2 separate regions of the Homo sapiens genome follow, and region 1 is linked to region 2. Evidence: chromatin contacts called from ENCODE Hi-C or POLR2A ChIA-PET data. All regions are on one chromosome and are shown on one strand. The core of a region is the stretch at or near the end of the contact, and the rest is flanking DNA. Distances in the headings are between cores, read along the strand shown.

Region 1 (7,430 bases), core at 733-3,232, 230 kb before region 2:
TACACCACCACCAAATTCTGAAGATTTAGTTTTTTGTAAAAAGCACATTAATACTTTTTATATTTTAGATATATTGGGTTAAATACAAATGTATTAAAATTAGCTTAATGTTTCTTTTTACTTAAGAGTATGACTACTAGAAAACTGAAAATTATCTTTGTGTCTCACATTATCAATCCATTTATTGAACAGCAATGATATAAACAGCGGAATTAAGATATTGACTGTGAACATCTTTTTATGTTGCAAATGTTGCATTAGAAGAAATATATCACCTATTAAAATACTGGAATAATTAACTATCAAAGGTATATTATTAAATCCAAGTGCAAAACTCCATATACTATCTTTTATTATATTAAAGACAGGTACACTACTCTATCAAACACTGAACCTGTACTGAGCAAAAAACTAACCTGCTCATTCTGAATGACTTGGCAAATACAGGGTTTACAAAATACATGTGCACAATGTGTTATCACAGGAACTGTTAAAGAATCCAGGCAAATTGCACATTCCTCATCTGAACCTGAGCTCAGAATTAACTTCATCTTCCTTATTAACTTCTTTCTCAGTTCTTCAGGTGTATCATTTCCTAGAGAAAAGGCTGAAAAATTAATTTCAGAGCAAGGTTTGTAATATGACAAGTTAATCTATCTTATAAGGAAAAGTTTCGCTTGCCAGTAGGGAAAGTCTCTCATCATTTTCTGCCATAGGCAAAAAGCATAATTTAAATTTGAAATTTAAGAAACATTCAGAAGCCAAAATAGTAGCCAACTCACATAATATACCTCATAGAGAAGCATCATTATAACATGACAATAACATACCACCACACAATAAAAGGCAGATCCAATATGAATCTTTCATCAAAGGGTATCTATCACCGGAATTCCTGGAAAGACCTCATTATAATTCCATTTCATTGGTAAAAAAATTATTGGATGTATTCCTAGCTGAGTCTCACACTAAAAGCAATCTCCATTTGACAGAACAAAATAAACTAAATGTATGCCACATAAAAAAAATTTATCACTCTTATTTAAGTATCTCTGACAAATACAATGATATGAAGCAATCAAATTTACCTACCTGAGGGGCCATTGGAAGACACTGCATTTGTAAGAAGGTAAGTATGGCAACAAATTTGCCGCAGTCTAAGCAAAAGACCCAGGACATCTGCATAATGTGCCAGGACAGTCCCTTCATTAAAATACCTAGAGATTAAAATGTCAAATATTATTAAGTCCGCTAAACAATAATAACTTCCTATTCTAAAACAGCAGAGTAAAATGGCATTTTTCTTTTCTTCTCTAGAAATTACTCCAAAACAAGAATGAAAAGCAGAAAAGCAACTCTAATAAAACCAAGAGAGATCTATAACAATAAGGCACAATATATGAGAAATGGCTGCCAATTGCAGTCTAAGTCAGATAGGAAGATGCTGAGAGGGATGACTGCAGATCTCAAACAGAGCTGCCAAAACACAATTCTTTAAAATGGATGGCATGCCCTGAGGGGAAAATCAATACCTCTCATGTGCAGAAACAGGAACAGGGTGCATGCTTGGTGACTTGAGCTTCCATGGAGAAATTTATATCAAAAAAAGAGGGAAGGTAAACTGAATACAGAAACATACAGGTGCACTGTATTTTCAAAAAAAGACTATGGGCACAGCACTCTACACTCCAAGCACCCCTAAAGTTTCTGATCTCTGTTTATGTGTACTAATAAAACCTAAAGTAACTCAACATGTAACCCTGAGTCTTAAGTAAATTGGGTTATTTCCTGCTGGTCGGGGACATGATTGTGACCTTTCCCTTTTGTATATCTGGACTAGCAAATAGCTAGTCCAAGAAGAACTCAAGATATTCAAATATAAGTAATAATCAGCAGAGAGCAAAGGTAGGGGACACATGGCAGTGAAAGAAAACTCAGCAGAAAAATGTTGCCACAGAGCAAATAAAAATTATGACCAAGGATACTGTCACAATTTAACACCACTCAATAAAACAATTCCTCCAAAAAAAAAAAATCTTAAAGCAAAGACAAAGAGCTTTGAAAAAATATGGCAAGAGAACAGGAAGAGATGAAAGATGAGCTGGTATGGCTCAAGAAAGTGAAAGAAAACAGTGAATCATCAGAGAAATGAAAGTCACACTGAAACCAATATAAGCCAATATAAAAAAAGACTAGTCACTGATAAAAACATAGAAAAGGATGTAGGAAACAGGACTGAGAAAATCAAAATTAAACAAAAAAATGTAAAAGATCAGAAATAAAATGATACCTATGGAACACAGATAAAAGACATCTAACATACACAGAGAGAAATAAAATAATGGAACAGAAAACAATATTTAAAGAAAGCTTTCCAGGAAAGAGAAGGGGGGAAAAGCCTGGAATCTAAAGATTTAAATAATATCACATGTCCCAGGGGAAAGTCAACAAAGAAGTTGCTGAACTTCAGAGGGAAAAAAAAAAAAAAAAAAAAAACCAGGCTTCCCCACAGAAACATTCTATACAAAATACAGTGGTACAATGACAACATAGATTCTTAAGGAAATGGGTGATCCAAAAATTATATAACCAGGCCATCTGATATTTAAGTATTTTAAGGCAACAGAAGAAATATAGCCTAACGGCTAAGAGTACAAATTTTTAGAGCTAGCTGGTCATGAATTCAAAACCTGGCTGTGCCAATTTAATTATGTAACCTTGGACAGGTTGCTTAACCTATGTCTTGAGCTTCCTCAGTTCTAACAGTGGCATTGTAAAAGTACCTACCTCATACAACTACTGTTATTTAATTTAATACATGTAAAGTATTTAAAATAGTGCCTGGACTATATTAAGTGCTATACATGAATCTGTTGCTAGTATTAGTACTGGTAGTATTATGGCAACAAACATTTCTGAATATTCAAGAATGCAAGGAATAGGCAAAATAATACAAAGATTAAACTTACAAGCTCTAAACCAAAGTGCCAGAGTTAATCTGTCCTGTCACTCACTAGCTGTGTGACAACAGTGTAAGTCACCTAAACTGCTCTGTGCCTCAGTTTCCTCACTTATAAGATGTGGATAATTATACTGACCTAATAGGATTGCTGTGAATACATTTAAAGCACTAAGATCAATGTATAACACCTAGTGAGTGCTAAATAAATGTTAGTAAATATATAGCCTATTAAAAAGAATACTTTAAAAATAACTTATTTTCTGAGAACAGTTTCAATAAAGTTAATCTTTTTCAACTTTTTCAAATAGAATAACCTTTACTAACACTAATTATTCCCTGGCATGGTCATATCTTACTGATACTCAGCATTTCAATTTAAGAGATCTCTTTTGAGTGCCTACCATGTGCTAAATATTAGAAGCTTCCTTCCTCCTATTTCACCAGCCATTGCTATCTTCACAGTTAGATCTCTTTCACTTTACTCACTCCCTTGGTGATCTCATGGCTTTAATTACCATCCACACATAGCTGACTTTGAACTCGACTCTCCTATCCAACTAATTATTTGATATCTCTACTTGGAAAATTCACGGGCATCCTATGATCAATGTGTCCAAAACTGAGCTTCTGATCTTAGCTTAAAAAAATCTCTGCTCTTCCCATAGACCTGTCTTGGTAAACAGCAATTCCAGCCTTCCACTTATGCAGGTAAAAAGGCTTGAAGTTATCTTTGATTCCTCTTTCACATGCCATAACATATCAACCAGCAAGTTCTGTTGGTTCTACGTTCACAATTTAACAGAATCTAATCATTTCTCACTCCCTTTATCACTACTATGGTAAAAACCACCATCATCTCTTGCTTTGACTGCCACTGGTCTCCCTACTTCTGACCTTATTCCTATTCAAATAACCTAAATCTGAGCACAGCAGCCAGAGTGATCTTTTAAAAATATAAATCAGATTACGTCCCTCTCCTGGCTCAAAACCCTTTAAGGTTTCCTGTCATAAAAAGTAAAAGCCAAAGTCCTTGACATATGCGTTACATACCCCCATTCCAATAAATCTCTGATATCATGACTATTTTCTCTCGTTCATACTATCCAGCCACACTTGCTTCTCTGTTATTCTTCAAGCTCACCAGGCATGTTCCCAACTGGGAGCATCTACACTTGCTCTTCCTTCTGGCTGAAACACCCCTTAATCCCAATCTCCTTTAGATCTTTACCTATATATCATCTTCTCAGTGAGGTCTTCCTTAATACCCTACTAAAACAGCTTTGGCATTCCCCATCCCCTTTCGTTGCTTTATTCCTTAAAACTTAATCATGTTTTTAAATTATCTGTTTCTTCCCATTAAAATATAAATTCCTCGAGTGCAGGCATTTTTGTCTGTTTTATTCTGCTGTATCCCAATGGGTATAAGTGCCTGGCACACAGTGGGCACTTAATAAATTTTTGTTGAAAGAATATGAAAAGAAAGAAGATTTTGAACTCAGAAATCTGCTGCTTAGAACAATCTTTCCCACTCTCTCTAATTCCTATCAAACCTGCTTTGTACCTACCTCACTGAAGTTTTTATGTTTTGAAGATTCCCCTTTCACAGTCCTATTCTGCTTTCACTTGTCTCTTATTCATTCTGTTCCCTGTGGGCTCACATTAAACCTGATCTTGCTTGGACCAGAATTTCATACCTTCTACCAATCCTTAATCTTCTTGTTAAACCTATTTCATCAGTTCCTATTTCCAGATTTCCATACGATTTTGGAAATAGAAGCAAGCAAAATCTTCTGGCTAGCAATTGAGAACTTGTCATTTAAAGTAAGCTTTAAATTATTTCCTAACTTAAAAAATTACTTACCTGGTGAATTATACTATTATTTCATTCACTTTATTGATTTGTAAAAAACACTGTAATTCATAGAAGCAAATTATCTTTCAGTATACTTCAAACTATTGCTAACACATCTAAATAATGTCATTCAGTGAATGGGAAACAAAGTAAACAAAAACTAATTTTTAACATGGTTTTCTTTCTCCATACCTTCCAATAGTGGCTCTGCCTTCATTTTTCACAGACTGATAAATCTTTCTCTCTTCATCTGAAAGTGTAATGTGCTGAATAAATACTTTACGTTCTGGTAACTCCAAAACAGGTTTTCCTTTAATTTTGCTTGTCTTTGTTCTTCTAAGTGTAATATTTTTAATTAGGGACTGTAAACGCCTAATCAGAATAAAACAAATAATTATGTAACTTTTAATTTCTACATAAATTGATCCAAGAAGAACGAAACAGAACATTTTAATTTGTTACTGTTTTATAGCTTCTGTAAAAGTGTTTTTAAAATCCCTTATTTGGGATTTTAACCAATCTGATAATCACAGAAGTATTCTACAAAAATAAAATTATTAAAACAAATGTATGGAAATTTCCCCTCAATACCTAACATAGTTTAATCTTTTTATATCCTGTCCTTATTTTCGTAAGTTCTGTTCCCCATTTTTGTTCCAATCACTAACTCTTTTACTTCTCAACTGTCCTGTCAACTCCATCACCGAATAGTCAACACTCAAATTCTAAGTATCTATTAAGTGCCAGGCACTGAATTAAATGTTGTAAGAATACAAATATGGGTAAGATACTACATTCTGTAATATTAAAATCAAAAGTATATAAATAAGTAATTGTATAAAGTAATGAGTGCCCCCAAAATAAAAAGATAATATGGTAATTCAGAACACAGAAAAATGCTTTACAGGTTCCACAATCTTTACATTTCTTTCTCAGTACTGGAAAAAAAGAGATGTATCAATTCTTGTTTTTTCCCAACATTGAAATATAAATACAATTTCCTGGAGTTTAAATAGTTGGTTTTGAGGAATCAAGTGGATAGTACTGCCAACTAGGTTAGTGGCTCTTGAAGCTTTCTCACTATAACTCACAGTAAGAAACACATTCTATCCAGCAAAAATATACAAACACATACAAAAGAAACAAATATTTCACAAAATAATACTTACTATGTATCATGCACTCCGATATTTACTAATCTCTTCTCTATTTCATTGTCTTTTTAAATGCTGGCTACCACCTTTATAATGATTTTATATCCCACTAATAGCTCTCAAATCTTCAGTCTATAAACCGGTGCTTTAGCCAAAAAGTTGAACCACATTACATCTTGCAAAATGGCTATCACTGAGTTTTAATTTATGTTCTCAACTTTTATCTATCTCCACCAGAAACAACCACATAAAACTTTCCTATACAACTTTTGCTAAGGTCATGGTACCTCACATCATTCACTATATAAAGCTATGTAAGGCCAGGTGTGGTAGCTCATGCCTGTAATCCCAGCACTTTGGGAGGTCGAGGCAAGAGGATAACCTGAGGTCAGAAGTTTGAGACTAGCCTGGCCAACATGGCGAAACCCCATCTCTACTAAAAATACAAAAATTAGCGGGGCATGCTGGCGCAGACCTGTAATCTCAGCTACTTGGGAGGCTGAGACAGGAGAATCGCTTGAACCCAGGAGGCGGAGGTTGCAGTGAGCCAAGATCGCGCCACTGCCCTCCAGCATGGACGACAGAGCAAGACTCCATCTCAAATAAATAAATACATAAATAAATAAATAAAGCTATATAAGATATGAAAACTTAATGCATATTAGATCCTCAAAGGATATACGATGTTTCCTGCTAAATCTGTTAATGCTGGTTTTGGGGCTTTGGGGCTTAGCAACACACAAAAAACAGTTATGTCTTTCCTTTCAGTTTAGCCACAACAGGGGAAGGGTAGTTATCGACAATTAGAAATCTTTGTCTTTCCAAACAAGCATCACTAGGTTCTGAAAGACAAAGGTACTGAGCCATAAACACTTTTTAGAAGGAAAAGTTAAGAGTCAAGTTAAAATAGTAAAGAAAGTGCCAACTGGTTCAAGCTACTAACAGTTATTTGTAACTAATATTAATCACTGTCTGAAAGTACTTACCTAAGTCCTCCTTCATCTCCCATTGTGACAGGACGCTGTATTGTTCTATGCCACCATTCTCTATCAATAAATGGTTTAAGTTTTAAAAAGGAAAGAAGAGACCACAAGTCCTTTAAAGAATTCTGGATTGGAGTACCTAGAAATAACAGGAAACTGTTATAACTCTTTAACCAGAGTATCCAGTAAGAGTATCTATTTGGCCCAATCAGAGAAGACAACAATTGAAAATGGGCACTCTGTACCAGGCTCATCATTATCAATTAAATTAAACTATCAAGTGTTGACTATAATCATTTATTAAAAATATACACATCTCAAGATACAGTTTTGCTCTAATTTTTAGCTCTCACATGACACACTAGCCAAGAAAAAGACTGGAAAATTCAACTTTCTCCTTATCAAGTACATCTGCTTATTTAGTTTTTAAAGCAGCAGCACTAGCAGAAGGAAAAAGCAACTAGTTTAAGTTTACATTC
Region 2 (6,992 bases), core at 1,721-4,220:
GGAGCTGGTTAATTTAATTTTGGGTATGGAAATCTTTTCTGAAGGCAGTGACACCTCAGTTGATATTTAAAGGATGAGGAGTTTGCTGGGGTGTACCTGTAGAGAAGATTCCAGGCAGCAATTAAGATAAAAGGAATTTGGACTTTATCGTCAGAACAATCAGCAGTCCTTGAAGGATTTTAAGCAAAGGAGTGACAGACTCAGAATCATCCTCCCACCTTCACCCCCCAGACAGAAAGCCAAGTGGAGATGAATTGAAAGGGGAAGCACTAGAGACTGGTGGGGCAGCTAAGAGGCTGTTGTGGGTATCCTAGCAAAAAGATGGCAGTGGCCTGAACTAGGTTAGAGTTCGTGGAGCTGAAGAGAAGTGAGCTGACCTTGTGATGTGTACGAAGTAGAGCTGGCGGGACTTGACTGATGTATTTAGCAAGTGATGAGGGAGAGGGCAGTATCAAGAATGTTACCCAAGGTTTTGTCTCCAGTGACTAATTGGAGCATACTGGGGCCATTCCCCAAGGCAGGGAACACAGAAGGAAGGGAGAGATTCAGGGCAGGAACAAATGACGGGTTTTGGAATATGACGTATTTAGGTACGGATGAAACACCCAAGTAGAGACGCCAAGTTGCCAGGCCTGACTATCAGTAAAGGAGTTTGAACCAAAGTTACAGATTTCAGACTCATTAACCCACAGATGGAAACAAATGACTCAAAATGGATAAGATCCCTCTGTGCGCTTAGATTGAACAAAAGAGAAAAGTGCTTAGGACAGTGGGAATAAAATAGTTATAATATTTAAAAAGTATATAAAAATATAATATTCTATAAAATTATTATCAGTCCCAAATATTTTATAACAGCCTTATATTTAAAACCATAGGGCATAAATCAACATAACTGTAAGTGAGAAAGTCTTTTTCTTTTTCTTTCTTTTTTTTGTAGAGACACAGTTTCACTATGTTGCCCAGGCTGGTCTCAAACTCCTGGCCTTAAGTGATCCTCCCAACCTGGCCTCCCAAAGTGCTGGGATTACAGGCATGAGCCACTGTACCCAACCAAGGAAGGCTTGATGGCAGTTCACATACTTGCCTTTGAGAATGCAAAGCATTAAGTTATCTTACTGTTTAAAAAGAAAAGGGAGAAAGTTTGGAAATGTTCAGACTAGATAGCTAATGTTTAAGTTAAATATAATAAACACATATTCTTTATCTTGCCATTATGCAGTTGAGTTCCTTGCAATTTTGAGAAGGGCAAAAAGCTCTTCCAAAGTTGGTTTAAAAAGTTATCTCCCGGCTGGGCACGGTGGCTCACACCTTTAATCCCAGCAGTTTGGGAGACCGAGACGGGCGGATCACAAGGTCAGGAGTTCAAGACCAGCCTGGCTAATATGGTGAAACCCAGCCTCTACTAAAAATACAAAAAAAAAAAAAAGTTATCTCCCAAGGAATGTAATTTGTAATCATGAGACTATGTGTGTTTGGCATAGGAAACTGCAATTATTAAAATATTTATTGTGGAGAGATGTTTGTTCACCTAAAATTTAAACTTTGATTGTCATAGGAAGTTAAATTTGCTCATTAACTTCATAATTAATCTAGTGCTGTTGCTTTGTTGATCTTGTTTTAATGAACCAAATCAGAATTTTCAAAACTCTATATTCCCTTGCAAGTTAGAAACATATCAGCAAAACTTCCTCCTTGCAAGAATTATTAATAAACTGATGATTCTAACTGATTCACCTTAAAACATAAACACAAAAAGGTGGCAGTAATTTTGAAGGAAGATGGCCGAAGTGAAGTTTATTGGGTTTGACTACCATCTAGTGACCAACCTGAATTATTGGTTGAACTGAGGGTTGGATTTGAGATCGCCATCTAGTGCTCAGAGTCCAAGATGGCAAGTTTCCATTCTTGACTGGAAAACCAAGGTTAAGGCAGGAAAATGGAGTGCCTTGGATAGTAAAATTCCTCTAGGAGAGCAGAGGACAGCCTACCCATTCTGGTTTACTCTTTTACTGCAATGAGATTTTTTTTTAAAGTTACCTCTTTTACAAGTCAGTATTGGTCCAATAAGTCCCGAAGCTACATCTCTTGCAGTGTCTATATGGGAATGGTAAATTCTTGTCACACAATTACTGTCATTGGGGCCAGGTCCCTGATGTTCTTCTACATACCACTTGTAGGTATATTGTTTCCCTGGCTCCAGATATTCATCTTCCTTTTGCAGGCCTGTCGTATTATCAGGATAGATAGCACCTAGAAAACATATTCTGCACTGTGGTTACAGTAAATATTGGATAACACTATTTTGAATGTGACTCGGGCTTCCTCCATTATGCTACTTTGTATTTCTCAAAAAGTGTGCATTTCTCCCCACCATTTCCCAGATTCCTACCTCCCTAAATCCCCTTTAGTTGGCTTCTACCTGAATGCTCAGCTTGGCTGCAGTTTTTAGACTAAATTGGAATGAGGCAGGCAGTATATAATAGGCTATCATCACTCTTACTGATGGATTCAACAAATATTTATTTTGCACCTACCATGTGCCTAGATCTCAGATGCAGAGGTAACCTCTGGACTCCCGAGTTGCCCTCCATATTTTCTTCATTGCCAGTCAGACTTGGGACCCAGGGCATCCAAGGGTGTCCCTGTTACTTCCAAGTAGCCCACTGCAGTCCGAAGGTGGCCCATGCCGTTACTCTGAACTATTACCTCAGTTCTGACTTTGGACCGTTGCTCTCCTTTCTTTCTTCTTCTCTGGCTAAAGTGTTGCCTCAGATCCTTACCCCTCGTGGCTGGATCCTGCTAACTATGAATAAAATTCCTTTATTCAATAAAAGACTTTGAAACATGAGCAGCCTCTGATTCTCTATTCTTCTTTTGGGACCCTCCTGTTCCACACTGAACATGAAGAAATTATGACTGACTGTTTTGTACTTTCTTCCTGCCCAGCGGCCCAGCTGGAACTGGCTCCAGTCATGGTCCAGTTTCCTGAGTCTGTTTCAGTCCAGAGGATTAATTCAAGGCCTGTTTTCTAGTTCTTCTTCATGCTTCCCTGACGGAATCATCAAACCTCAGTTCAAGTTTTGAGAGTTGATTAAAAAGTAAAAAAATAAAGCAAACTCTTGTTAACATTTTTCACATTATATGTCTATAATATAGACTATTTTTCTTTTTTTTTATAGACTATATTTAAAGGGCAATAATCATTGCAAGATGGTCATGTAACATGGCAAAATAATGATGACAGATGAAAGGAATGGCATATGGGATTTCCGCTGCCCTGTATTATCATAGAGCCTCTGTTGGAAGGAGCACGTATGCTATAGGTGGTACTCTTATCAAGTTGGCCTAAAATTCCAGTTTTCTAAAGATTTATGCCAGGCCTTTTAAAAACCATATTTCAAACACTGGGAAAAAATATCTGTGTTCTACTAAAGACAATTCCAAACTCTGTTTTCCTAGCTTTCCTTGTTGTCTCCCAAAAACTCACAAAATCCTATTTGTTGGCTTTCTCTTCCCTTCCTTTTTTTTTTTTTCCAAAATCATGATGTATCTGTGACTGTAGCTGTGTAGGAGAGAAGAGTCTGCCTGGAAAGTAGTGATTTCTCTTGATACTGATATCTTCCCAGAGGGTGATCCTCATCTACTAGGAAATGGAAATGAGGTGGGGGCAGAACAGGATTTCTGCCAACCTAACATTTAGCTCATGAGTGTTTCCTACAAAACGAAACAAAAAAACACCTTTTTTTTCTTTTCTGGTGAGTAAGGGAAAAGTGTTTTATTTCCTAGGAATTGCATAAGGGCTGTCACTCAATTAAGATGAGAAACTAAAAAAGGACTGTCTTGGGTATAAACTTTAAATACATCAGAAGTAGAGTCTGCATCCACTCTAAACTCCACGTAGCTCAGAATGCTGACCAGTCCATGATTACCTGGCTTTTTCTAATGCAATGTGCTCATACTCTCCATAAGCAAAACTCAGGAAAGAGGATCTGCTTACCTTCATTTTCTTTGGAGTAGGTGAGCCCATGAGGATGATAACTATAAGCTCTTGAAGCATTATTTTTTACATGTACATAAATGAAGTCTCCAGTCTCTGCTTTAATCATTGGACCTAAAAATCCCAACCAGGATGGTTTTTCAATGATCCTTTGAAATGTATTATCAGTATCAATATTGAAAATACAAAGCCTTTTTAAAAACAAAGCTCTTCCTCGCTTGACCTCCTTGTAGAAATTCTCTATAAACAAACAAAAAAGACAGAACTTTAACAAATGTTGACTGGAAAGAAACAAAGTGTTAAATAAGCTAAATGAAAAGTCAGAAGCTCAACAGCCTAATTTTGGCAGATAAAACCCAGAGGCTGGAGAAAATGTGATGGGAGTCAAAAACAGGTATAATTGGTGAGAAGAGTGTTGAAATACTGAATGAAGAAATCAAATACAAATGTAGTAAGTAAAACATGTGGCATTTTGGTTTAAAAGACATGCCAAATTCTTTAAACTGAACTGTGTCTATGTTTCTAACCCCACTTTAAGGTTACTTTAGCATTCAAGTAGTCGATCAGTTCCCATGATTTAGGACTGTTTACACATTTAAATGGATTTGTGGATTTGTTGGTAGCATTAAGGTGTTTTGCTCTTAAACCGTGGTAAATCAGAACCCCACTCATGTCCTCTATATTTCCCTCTCTCAATTATCTGAAGAGAAAAATCGAGAAAACAGCTACACACATATCAAAAGGAAAGTGTTGTTTTATACCTTATCACGTGAACAAAATTAATGATAAACAGAATTAGCTGTGATCTGCAAAATAACGTGTCAGGAAGACAAGAGTGGCGATCATTCCAGGAAAGAGCAATTTTGGATTTGTATTACTACCTCTTTTCCATACCATGTTGGAACTAAACAAACGAAGTGGTTCTAATGGCATATGTGTCCTGCAAGTGTCAATCATGAGAAAGTTTTCATCAGCATTTCATCAATGATCAACAATTACCAACTTTTGCTTCAGATAATAACTTGTTAAATGCAAAGGATTACTTACAGGTCTTCAGAAAAAGGCTTTTCATTGAGCATATTTTTACCAGAAGGAGCATAGTTCCAAATGCTTTCTTCAATGCCTATGTAGCAGTGCCTATCTATTGCCCAACCTGGAGAACTAATAAAAAACAGAAAGGTCAATGGTAAAAGTGCCTTCATTTTCAAATTCTGAGCCTGGAGAAGTTAACTGAGTAGGGCTTGCCTACCTTTTATAATCCAGGCTTTCTTCTTTCATTTGTGTCTACTGACATACATTATCTGTCTTCATTAACATATATGTCATTTCCATTCCAAGTGGTTTTGGATTTCATTGTCAGGTGAGGTGAAATGTTGCACAACACACTGGATCGTTAGGTTGCCCATCATCCACTGTCCCTTGATAATGATTATCTATTCCTAAAATATAGGAATATTCTTCTGTCTAGTCTCCAGCCTCCACTTTCTTACTATTTAGTCCATTCTACGTACCATTCCCGGAAAATTCTTGAAATGCTACCTTTATCAAGTTTTTCTACTAGATGATAATTTAAAATTTCTTGTCATTTAAGACTTTCATTAAGTTATTCTCAAATTTCTTAGCATTTAAGACTATCCATGTAATCTAGGCCCCAATCTGGTATCTCTGATATTCCAGATTTGTCCCCAAAATTCACTTATAGGATCCCTTCCCTTTGGGGAGTTTTCTTACTAGGAACACAGTGTGAGGTGGGAGAGAATGCAGAAAACCTGGAATCAGACAGCCTGTGTTTGACTCTTAGCACTGTCAGTTATCAGCAATGTGTAATTATGTAACTTCATTTCTTCATTTATAAAATGATAATATTACCTACCAGTTAGGAAGTTGTGTAAATTCAATGACAGCCATCTTACAGAGGAGCTTGCGGACACACAAGGAAGCTGATGCATAGTCAACATTTAACAAGTGTTATTTACAGTACTTCCTGTTCCTTCGTTGTTATAATGTGCTTTCTGAATTTATCTCATCTTATTTGTGCCCATTTCCCAGTCTGATTTTGCCTCCCTCAGCCTCTCTTTTTCTCGGCTAATCCAAATTTTTCCCATTCTTCAAGGCTCAACTGAAACTTCACCTTCTCAGTGAAGACTTCCCTGACCATTTCAGCTTAGAAACATGCCCCTCTCTGAATTTACCAGCTGTGACACAGACTGTCAACAAACCACATCCTGCTTCAGACTGTTGCTTAAATTTCCATGTGGTATTTACTTTACTCCAGTAGGTTATAACTCCTACAGATTAGGATAGGAAGATTAGATAGGAAGCATTTATTCTTTCTGTTTCCTGGAGATACCAAGAAATGTTAGATTTAAATGTCAAATTTATTGAACAAATAGAGTGCCTTGGCTGAGAATACAATAAGTAAGGAAAGGAGAAGGAATGTTTATAAGCCATTGATCTGATCTGGGTATCATCATGTATTGTAATATCTATTACTATTAGGTATTGTTTGAGATTTTAGAATTGGAAAGCCACAGTGTGTTTCAAAAGTTAGACTCTAATTTAGGTTTAGAAACCCATGGTTAGAAATATTAAGACAACACAATCATATGATATATGAGTAAGACCTAGTATTTGATAACACAACAGGGTGACTATAGTCAATAATAACAAATATACATAAAATAACAAAGAATGTAATTGGATTGTTTGAAACTCAATGGATAAATGCTTGGAGGGGATGGATATCCCATTCTTCATGATATGCTTATTTCACATTGCGTGCCTGTATCAAAACATCTCATGTACCCCATAAATATAGACACCTACTATATACCCACCAAAATTTTTAAAAAATTAAAAGAACATGGTGTGTATAATTTTGTAGCTTGCTTTTATTCCTCAACTATATATCTTAGATGTCTTTTATGTCAGTACCTAGAAGTCTAGTTCTTTCATTTTAACCTCAGCATAGCTTTTCCTACCTATTTTGGAT

Evidence for each region. Hi-C counts contacts between places; a loop is a spot of excess contacts on that map. ChIA-PET counts read pairs that join two places held with the same protein, here RNA polymerase II (POLR2A). Pooled maps may share reads with other maps.
Region 1: a pooled map shows a loop between it and region 2 (4-fold over the local background). The contact joins two enhancer-like sites. A Hi-C loop is called at or near these places in 1 of 37 single-sample maps with no recorded cell type and 6 of 50 pooled maps. POLR2A ChIA-PET finds 5 or more read pairs at or near these places in 1 of 52 experiments (H1).

The regions. Positions count from the first base shown.
Region 1 is chr3:149,041,074-149,048,503 of GRCh38, forward strand. HLTF (helicase like transcription factor) reads right to left here. Exons shown (of 25, transcript NM_003071.4): 17 at 6,955-7,090; 18 at 5,007-5,186; 19 at 1,093-1,217; 20 at 417-595. Among named protein-coding and RNA genes, the nearest start is that of HLTF-AS1, 42 kb to the right of the region's middle. Within about 2 kb of position 1,983, at least 2 of the 41 ENCODE cell types and tissues checked have a DNase peak (open chromatin) inside an H3K27ac peak, as active enhancers do.
Region 2 is chr3:149,271,463-149,278,454 of GRCh38, forward strand. It overlaps the pseudogene CPHL1P. Among named protein-coding and RNA genes, the nearest start is that of TM4SF18-AS1, 9.8 kb to the right of the region's middle. Within about 2 kb of position 2,971, at least 3 of the 41 ENCODE cell types and tissues checked have a DNase peak (open chromatin) inside an H3K27ac peak, as active enhancers do.